Regions from separate parts of the Homo sapiens genome. Here region 2 is linked to region 1. A link is a contact called in ENCODE Hi-C data. All regions are on one chromosome and are shown on one strand. Each heading gives the region's core, a stretch centred on a gene start or an enhancer-like site at or near the end of the contact. The rest is flanking DNA. Distances are from core to core; before and after follow the strand shown.

What was found. A loop is a pair of places that touch in the nucleus more often than their neighbours do. Pooled maps may share reads with other maps.
Region 2: a pooled map shows a loop between it and region 1 (2.2-fold over the local background). The contact joins two enhancer-like sites. A Hi-C loop is called at or near these places in 4 of 37 single-sample maps with no recorded cell type and 9 of 50 pooled maps.

The regions. Positions count from the first base shown.
Region 1 is chr2:230,641,082-230,645,929 of GRCh38, forward strand. No RefSeq gene overlaps it. Among named protein-coding and RNA genes, the nearest start is that of LINC01907, 57 kb to the right of the region's middle. RefSeq lists an enhancer at 3,382-3,551. Within about 2 kb of position 2,575, at least 14 of the 41 ENCODE cell types and tissues checked have a DNase peak (open chromatin) inside an H3K27ac peak, as active enhancers do.
Region 2 is chr2:230,256,131-230,260,978 of GRCh38, forward strand. The region is part of intron 12 of SP140 (SP140 nuclear body protein); the gene reads left to right. Among named protein-coding and RNA genes, the nearest start is that of SP140, 33 kb to the left of the region's middle. RefSeq lists an enhancer at 1,661-1,730. Within about 2 kb of position 1,806, at least 2 of the 41 ENCODE cell types and tissues checked have a DNase peak (open chromatin) inside an H3K27ac peak, as active enhancers do.

The DNA.
Region 1 (4,848 bases), core at 1,325-3,824:
CTCTGTCCCCAGGCTGGAGTACAGTGATGTGATCTTGGCTCACTGCAACCTCTGCCTCCCGGGTTCAAGTGATTCTCCTGCCTCAGCTTCCCAAGTAGCTGGGACTACAGTCGCCTGCTGCCAAGCCCGGCTAATTTTTTGTATTTTTAGTAGAGACGGGGTTTCACCATGTTAGCCAGGATGGTCTGGATCTCCTGCCCTCGTGATCCGCCCACCTCAGCCTCCCAAAGTGCTGGGATTACAGGTGTGAGCCACCACACCCGGTGGTATTTTGTATATCTAAACATAGAAAATTACAGTAAAAATAGGCTATAAAAATAAAAATTGGGCCGGGCGTGGTGGCTCACCCCTGTAATCCCAGCACTTTGGGAGGCCAAGGTGGGCAGATCATGAGGTCAAGAGATCACGACCATCCTGGCCAACACAGTGACACCCTATCTCTACTAAAAACACAAAAATTAGCTGGGCGTGGTGGTGCATGCCTATAGTCCCAGCTACTCGGGAGACTGAGGCAGGAGAATCTCTTGAACCTGGGAGGCGGAGGTTGCAGTGAGCCGAGGTAGCGCCACTGCCCTACAGCATGGGCAACAGAGCGAGACTCCGTCTAAAAAAAAAAAAAAGAAAGAAACAAAAGAAAACAGATATACAAAATACCATTGTGCTACAATTGCCTGCAGTATTCAATACAGTAACATGCTGTCCAGGTTCATAGCGTGGGAGCAGTAGGCTACACCATGTAGCCTAGGTGTGCTAGGTACCAGCAGTAGGCTACACCATCTAGATTAGTGTAAATACAACCTATGATGTTCACACAATGATGAAATCTCATGATGCATTTCTCAGAACGTATCCGTTGTTAGGCGATGCATGACTGTACTTTGTTACGGCAGCCCCAGGAAACTAATGCAGTTGTCTACTCAGCATCCATTCCCCTCTTCCTAACAATACCCAAATTTTCGTTTGTACGTTTACCCCTTCTGCATACAGGAAACCATTGAGATGGCTTAGCCAATCAGCATTTTTTATTTTATCCTCCATAAGTCGTTGGTTTGGAGGTGGACACATCTTTAACTGGGCCGATCGGAGTGGCTCTCAGCACTCTCTCTTAGAATAGTGGGACAGAGGGCTCCTCGAGAAGGATGTGAGCCACTAGACATGAACCAGAAAGCATAAGGCTTGGATTACATCTGGCAACAGCCATCTTCAGATGCAGCCAACAGGGTGGGCAACAGAGCAGAGAGACTCAAAGGTCCTGGGTCATGGGAGATGTCTTAAAACCGCAAGATCAGTCTGCCCTGAAACATTGAATGTCTTACAGTCAAAGGCTTTATAGTTAAACCAGTTTAACTGAGATCTGGCATTCTTGCAGCCCAAAGCTTCCCAGCTGACAAGCTGGCAACACAGGGCAGATTGTACCATCTCAAGCCAAGTGAGGGGCTTTAAAAGAATCCACTGGAGGCTGGCTGCAGGGGCTCGTGCCTGTAATCCCAGCACTTTAGGAGGCTGAGGCGAGTGGATCACCTGAGGTCAGGAGTTCGAGACCAGCCTAACCAACATGATGCAACCCCATCTCTACTAAAAATACAAAATCAGCTGTGCATGGTGGCACACGCCTGTAATCCCAGCTACTTGGAAGGCTGAGGCAGGAGAATCACTTGAACCCGGGAGGTAGAGGTTGCAGTGAGCCAAGATCACGCCATTGCACTCCAGCCTGGGCTACAGAGCGAGACTCCATCTCAAAAAATAAAAATAAATTTAAAAATTAAAAAATAAGGAATCCCTTGGAGAGATAGACACGAAGGACTCGGGACTGAAGCCACACCCAAAGAATCTATAGCCTGGAGGCCATGGCTGGAACTCACCCTGCTTGGCAAATACAGGAAGAGACATGACGGTGGTGGAAAGGGCCTGCACTTCCAGAGCCTGGTGGGACAAGGATGGATGTGCATCTCCCAGAGGCCAGAGATGGGCTCGCTGAAAGGAGCTGGGCCAGGTCTCCTTGAGAGAGACTCTGCCCAGGAGAACTTGCTGCAAGTAAAGCAGGGGAATGAACCAGAAAGCAGGGACCCTGCATTGGTGATCAATTGGGCAGCAGGAGGTGTCATCCAGTTCCCTGGAGTTCCCACTTAAAATTACAACAGAGCAGGTCAACCAAAGCCCTTCCTGCCCCTCACCTCTCTTCCCCTGCCCACTCTAGTCCTGCAGAGACCAAAAGAACAGGTGGCGAAGGAGACCAGAGGTTGAGAGTCAGAAAAGCGATCAGACCACTCCCCACAGTTCCTGGACTAAGACAGGCCCCAGCTGAAGCAGGGTAGAGGGCGTTAGTAGGATAAAATATTGAATATTAGAAGAGATAAGACTTTTTTTAATTATTAAAAGGAGTCTGTTCTTATAACTAAAAGGTCCTGGAAAAACTGTGGGCCATCCCCAGATTTTAACCAGGTCTAGTGAGCACTGTTGTGCCCACATCCCGGGCATTCAACCTACGCAGGAAGGCCTTGTATTGCCAATACCCGAGCCTCTGCCCAACAGCTTTTATCTGGCCAGGGAGGGTGCTCAACGCTTGAGCAAGGCAAACAGGAAGTGCTGGAGTGGTCAAGTGCCTGGAAGTAGTCTTCAACCAAGGAGGGACAGGAAGTCATTGGGTAAGTACCACAGCTTCCTGCCCCTCAGTCGGGATAATGCTGTGACCTCTGGTCTGAAAACTCACTCTTTAATGGCCCATTCCCTTTCCTATCTTACTTCCTCACTATTTATACCCAGTTCACGTCTCAGGGTCTGTTTCCAGGGACACCCAAACCAAGACAGCAGAAATAGACAAGATGATGTCAAACAGCAGGTTTGAGTGGGCAGGAGGGCAGGGGACACGGGAGCGGGGGTGGGATGTTTCCTGTCACTTGTCTATCCAATAAACCAATCACTCAATTATTTTACTCATAATCAAGTTTCCTGCCTAAAACCTGGGGACAAGAGGCAGTGGGAGTTTTTCATTCTCTTCTGCATGTTCACCACATCTTGAAACTGAAGCTAAATACAGTTAGATACTCATCACATGGCTCTTCTGACTTCTTCCTGCCTCTTGAACTTTCCGTTTCCTCCCATGGTGCCTTTAAGAGTGGGGCAAAGTGCATACAGGGCTCGAGCTCACATGAAGTGAGCTTATAGAGCTGGGGTACTTTGGCTGATCTACGTCAGGGTAGCTAGTTTCCAATAGCCCAAGGGCCTTACTTTGTTTTTTCCTTTTTTAAAAATTAAAGTGTAATCTACCTACAGTAAAATTCAGTCTTTTTTCTTTTTTTTTTTCTTTTTTGAGACAGGGTCTCACTCTGTCACCAAGGCCAGAGTGCAGTGACACCATCCTGGCTCACTGCAGCCTTGACCTCCCTGGGCTCAGGTGATCCTCCCACCTCAGGCTCCCGAGTAGCTGGGACCACAGGAGCTCACCACCACACCCAGCTAATTTTTGTATTTTTAGCAGAGACAGAGTTTCACCATCGTGGCCAGGCTGGTCTCTAACTCCTAGCCTCAAGTGATCTGCCCACCTCGGCCTCCCAAAGTGGCGGGATTACAGGCATGAGCCATGGTGCCCTTGCGCCCTACCCTTTCTGATAGTTTCTCAAGTGCAGGAGTAGGGTGAGGCAAGAGAAGAGGAGAGTGAATGCCTCCTCACAATTTTGTGTCTTAGATACCTCTCTTGCCTCATTCCAGTCCCAGCCCTGGTTGTTCTACATAATACTTCCTTAAAATTTTTTATTTCTGGAGCATGCATGGTGGCTCACACCTATAATCCCAGCACTTTGGGAGGCGGGCAGATTTCTTGAGCCTAGGAGTTCAAAACCAGCCTGGGCAACACAGAGACCTTGTCTCTACAAAAAAATCTTAAAAATTAGCCAGGTATGGTGGCACACGCCTATAATCCCAGCTACTCAGGAGGCTGAGGTGGGAGGATCACTTGAGCCCCAGAAGTTGAGGCTGTAATGAGCCACGATTGCACGACTCCAAAAAAAAAAAAAAAATCATTTCTGGCTGGCACAATGGTGCACACCTGTAATCTGAGCTATTCAAGAGGCTGAGGCAGGAAGATTGCTTGAAGCCAAGAGTTCAAGACTGCAGTGTTCTATGACTGTGCCTGTAAAGAGCTATTGTACTCCAGCCTGGGCGATACAGCAAGACCCTGTCTCTAAAATTTGAAAGAAAGACTGGCCAGGTGCAGTGGCTCACTCCTGTAATCCCAGCACTTTGGGAGGCCGAGGCAGGCAGATCACTTGGGATCAGGAATTCGAGACCAGCCTGGCTAACATGGTAAAACCCCATCTCTACTAAAAATATGAAAATTAGCCAGGTGTGATTGTAGGTGTCTGTAATCCCAGCTACTCAGGAGGCTGAGGCACAGGCATGAGAATCACTTGAACCCAGGAGGAGAGGGTAGCAGTGAGATGAGATCGTACCACTGCACTCCAGCCTGGCTGACAGGGCGAGACTCTCTCAAAAAAAAAAAAAGGGGAAATTTTTTTTTTTTTTGAGACGGAGTCTTGTTCTGTTGTCCAGGCTGGAGTGCAGTGGCACGATCTCGGCTCACTGCAACCTCCAACTCCTGGGTTCAAGGGATTCTCCTGCCTCAGCCTCCCAAGTAGCTGGGATTACAGGCATGCGCCACCACGCCCGGCTTATTTTTGTATTTTTAGTAGAGACGGAGTTTCGCCATGTTGGCCGGGCTGGTCTCGAACTTCCTACATCAGGTGATCCGCCCACCTCAGCCTCCCAAAGTTCTGGGATTATGCATGTGAGCCACTGCGCCCGGCCGAGAAAAATTATTTCTACTGGTTTGTTTCTAGTTTGTAAAAATCC
Region 2 (4,848 bases), core at 556-3,055, 390 kb before region 1:
TAGAACTAGAAATACCATTTGACTCAGCCATCCCATTACTGGGTATATACCCAAAGGATTATAAATCATGCTGCTATAAAGACACATGCACACGTATGTTTATTGTGGCACTATTCACAATAGCAAAGACTTGGAACCAACCCAAATGTCCAACAATGATAGACTGGATTAAGAAAATGTGGCACATATACACCATGGAATACTATGCAGCCATAAAAAATGATGAGTCCATGTCCTTTGTAGGGACATGGATGAAGCTGGAAACCATCATTCTCAGCAAACTATCACAAGGACAAAAAACCAAACACTGCATGTTCTCACTCATAGGTGGGAATTGAACAATGAGAACACTTGGACACAAGAAGGGGGATATCACACACCAGGGCCTATTGTGGGGTGGGGGAGGGGGGAGGGATAGCATTAGGAGATATACCTAACGTAAATGATGAGTTAATGGGTGCAGCACACCAACACAGCACATGTATACATATGTAACAAACCTGCACGTTGTGCACATGTACCCTAAAACTTAAAGTATAATAAAAAAAATTTCTATTCTCACTCCCTCTATGGAAATAAAAAAGGGTATCATTCCTCTGCTGGTAGATACTTTTTTATGATTTTTTCACAAACTTGACAAAGCCTTCAGTGTAATGGTATTCTACCATCTAATTGGCAGAACTTAGATCAACTATTTGTGAGACTAAATGGTATTTTTGACCAGTACTTTCCATTATGTCATTGGATCATGCAGTGGTTTTTCAGAGTACTCTGATAGGTGTTATAATTTTACTCACAAAAACCTCAAGACTTAGATAGGGAAGGTGCTGTTATTGCTGTTTTAAGGAGCCAGAAACACAGAAATGCATGTGACACGGGTGTTTGATAAGACCCAAGAAAAAAGAAAGAGCAGAGACCAGTGTCCTGGATGACTCCTTACAGGCTTTCAGTTCTATGAGGTGGGCATGGGTTGGGGTGGGGTCTCATAGTCTGAGTCCAATGTGGATGCCCAAAGGGTTTTTAGGAATCCAAGAGACTCTACCAGGGTTCAATGGAAAGAGACTTTTATCTAACAAATAAAGAAAGATTAGGGAGAGATAAGGAAACATTATCAAGAGTTGGAAAATACTTGAATGTAATCTACGATACGAGATAGGAGATATCCAGAAAAATAGAGCCAGAAAAGAGAAACAGAGAGGCAATATGAAAAGTATATGTAGCACATCACTGAAGGAGGAAGAGACAGTAAGGGAGAGGAGATGTTAAGAAGAGAAAGTCCAGAAAGCCGAAAAGAACCATAGATGCCGTCATAGAGTAATAAAAAGATATCACTAGTAGAAGGGGCTATCACTTAGGCTGGGTGCAGTGGGTCACCCCTGTAATCCCAGCAATTTGGGAGGCCAAGGCAGGTGGATCACTTGAGGTCAGGAGTTCAAGGCCAGCCGGGCCAACATGGCAAAACCCCATCTCTACTAAAAATACAAAAATTAGCTGGTTGTGGTCGAGCACACCTGTAGTCCCAGCTACTCGGGAGGCTGAAACAAGAGAGTTGCTTGAACCCGGGATGTGGAGGTTGCAGTCAGCTGAGATCACATCACTGCACTCCAGCCTGGTGACAGAGCAAGATTCCATCTCAGAAGAAAAAAAGAAAAAATAAGGGGCCACCACTTAATATCAAACGAAAGGCTGAATTTATTGTTCAGTTAAGGGATAGTTGTGCTTGTGGGTCAGTTTCTCTGAACAGAGAACGTTTGTGGAAGTGTGGATCTCGGTGACTGGCGGCCTTCAAAAGTGAGATTTGTTAGTGGTTAGCTGACCTTTAGTGAAAGCAGGGTCACTGGAGTGTGGCTGTTACTGACTGTCTGACTTTCAGAAGCATGGGGAAGTCAATGGTTGGCTGGCTTTCAGAGGCCTGTGTACTGGCCAGAAGCTATTGTTGATTAATTGGGATGATTCTGGTTGTTATTGACCATATGGCCAAACAATAATGAGTTTTCCTAGAAGTGTAGCAACTTTCAATTATCAGTTTCCCCTTTAGGAAATCTCTCATCTAAAGCTGCAGGAGGCACCATCAAGTATTTTCCCCATCCAAGATGTCTTTTCTGGAAGAGGACCCTGGAAACAAAATCCTAGGATTCCCCTTCACTGAGTAGGAGTTATAGAGTTGCTAGATTGAGAGTGTTATCCTTGCAAAGGATGACATAAGAAAAAGTAATGATGTTTTACAATACGTTAATGGAATGGCAGACAACTGTTGAAAGTTTTTAATTAGCAGCAGAATTGTGCTGCTTGCAATACTATCCTATTTATTCCCTTTTGCTCCAAGAATACTCACCAGCCACCCTTGTGGCTGCAGCGTTTATCCCAAGTAAATTTGCCATGAAATATCTTGCTTTTATTATTATTTTCACATCACTCTAATATATTGACTTTGGAAACAAAAGACATTCTTCTAATTATAGCATTCTGGTTTTAGTAGTGGTATTTCCATTTACAAAATACAGTAATTGTTGATCACTGAAAATGTCAAATCCTGGAAAACGTGGCTTTCCCACATGTGCTGTTAACATTGTTACTGAACAATTGTTGGCCGAAGATTCATTTGATGAATCATATATTTTTAAAATAGATGATTCTGATATGGTTCTGTTTAGAAATAACTCCAAGAACAGTTTATATATTTTATTTTCACATTGAAAATCAATCATGTTTGCTTCAGCCTCAAAGAATGTGTTTACGTAAAATTAAATGAGTGCAGCAAGCTGCACTTTTTTTTTTTTCTAAACGGGAACAGAGTTAAAGTTGATCCAAGTACAAAATCTCCAGAACCATGGACTAATGCAGTCACCTGCAATTGCTTTGAGGCAACTAGGATGAGATGTGGCTACTAGCAATGGCTCTTTGATGTCTGTCACGTTTTGAAGTGATACCCCTAGAGCATGGCCTGTTTGTTTATTTATTTATTTATTTATTTTTATTTTTCCGTAAGTTATTGGGGTACAGGTTGTATCTGGTTACATGGGTAAGTTCTTTAGTGGTGATTTGTGAGATTTTGGTGCACCCATCACCTGAGCAGTATACGCTGCACCATATTTGTAGTCTTCTATCCCTCGCACCCCTCCCACTCTTCCCTCCAAGTCCCCAAAGTCCATTGCATCATTCTTACACCTTTGCGTCCTCATAGCTTAGCTCCCACGTATCAGTGAGAACATACAGTGTTTGGTTTTCCTTTCCTGAGTTACTTCACTTAGGATGATAGTCTCCAAGCCGGGCACGGTGGCTCACGCCTGTAGTCCCAGCACTTTGGGAGGCTGAGATGGATGGATCACCTGAGGTCAGGAGTTTGAGACCAACCTGGCCAACATGGCAAAACCCCGCCTCCGCTAAAAAAAAAAAAATACAAAAATTAGTCAGGCATGGTAGTGTGTGCCTGTAATCCCAGCTACTAGCAGGGGCTGAGGCAGGAGAATTGCTTGAACCCGGGAGGTGGAGGTGGTAATGAGCTGAGATCACACCACTGCACTCCAGCCTGGGTGACAGAACGAGACTCCATCTCAAAAAAAAAAATAGTCTCCAATCTCATCCAGGTCACTGCAAATGCTGTTAATTCATTCCTTTTTATGGCTGCGTAGTATTCCATCATATATATATATATATATATATATACCACATACATACATATATACCACAGTTTCTTTATCCACTTGTTAATTGGTGGGCATTTGGGTTGGTTCCACAATTTTGCAATTGTGAATTGTACTGCTATAAACATGCATGTGCAAGTATCTTTTTCGAATAATGACTTCTTTTCCTCTGGATAGATACCCAGTAGTGGGATTGCTGGATCAAATGGTAGTTCTATTTTTAGTTCTTTAAGGAATCTCTACACTGTTTTCCATAGCAGCTGTACTAGTTTACATTCCCATCAGCAGTGTAGAAGTGTTCCCTATTCACTGCATCCATGCCAGCATCTACTGTTTTTGATTTTTTGATTATGGCCATTCTTAAGGAGTGAGGTGGTATCGCATTGTGGTTTTGATTTGCATTTCCCTGATCATTGGTGATGTTGAGCAATTTTTTCATATGTTCATTGGCCATTTGTATATCTTCTTTTACGAACTGTCTATTCATGTCCTTAGCCCACTTTTTGATGGGATTGTTTGTTTTTTTCTTACTGATTTGTTTAAGTTCATTGTAGATTATGGATATTAGTCTTTTGTCAGATGTATAGATTGTGAAGATTTTCTCCCACTCTGTGGGTTGTCTGTTTACTCTGCTGACTGTTCCTTTTGCTGTGCAAAAGCTCTTAGGTTTAATTAAGTCCCAGCTATTTATCTTTGTTTTTCTTTCATTTGCTTTTGGGTTCTTGGTCATGAAGGCCTTGCCTAAGCCAATGTTTAGAAGGGTTTTTCTGATGTTATCTTCCAGAATTTTTATAGTTTCAGGCCTTAGATTTAAGTCCTTGATCCATCTTGAGTTGATTTTTGTATAAGGTGAGAGATGAGGATCCAGTTTCATTCTCCTACATGTGGCTTGCCAATTATCCCAGCACCATTTGTTGAATAGGGTGTCCTTTCCCCACTTTATGGTTTGTTTGCTTTGTCAAAGATCAGTTGGCTGTAAGTATTTGGGTTTACTTCTGGGTTCTCTGTTCTGTTTCATTGGTCTACGTCTATTTTTGTACCAGTACCACTCTGTTTTGGTGACTATGGCCTTATAGTATAGTTTGAAATCATGTCGTGTGATGCCTCCAGATTTGTTCTTTTTGCTTAGTCTTGCTTTGGCTTTGTGGGCTCCTTTTTGGTTCCATATGAATTTTAGAGGTGTTTTTTCTAATTCTGTGAAGAA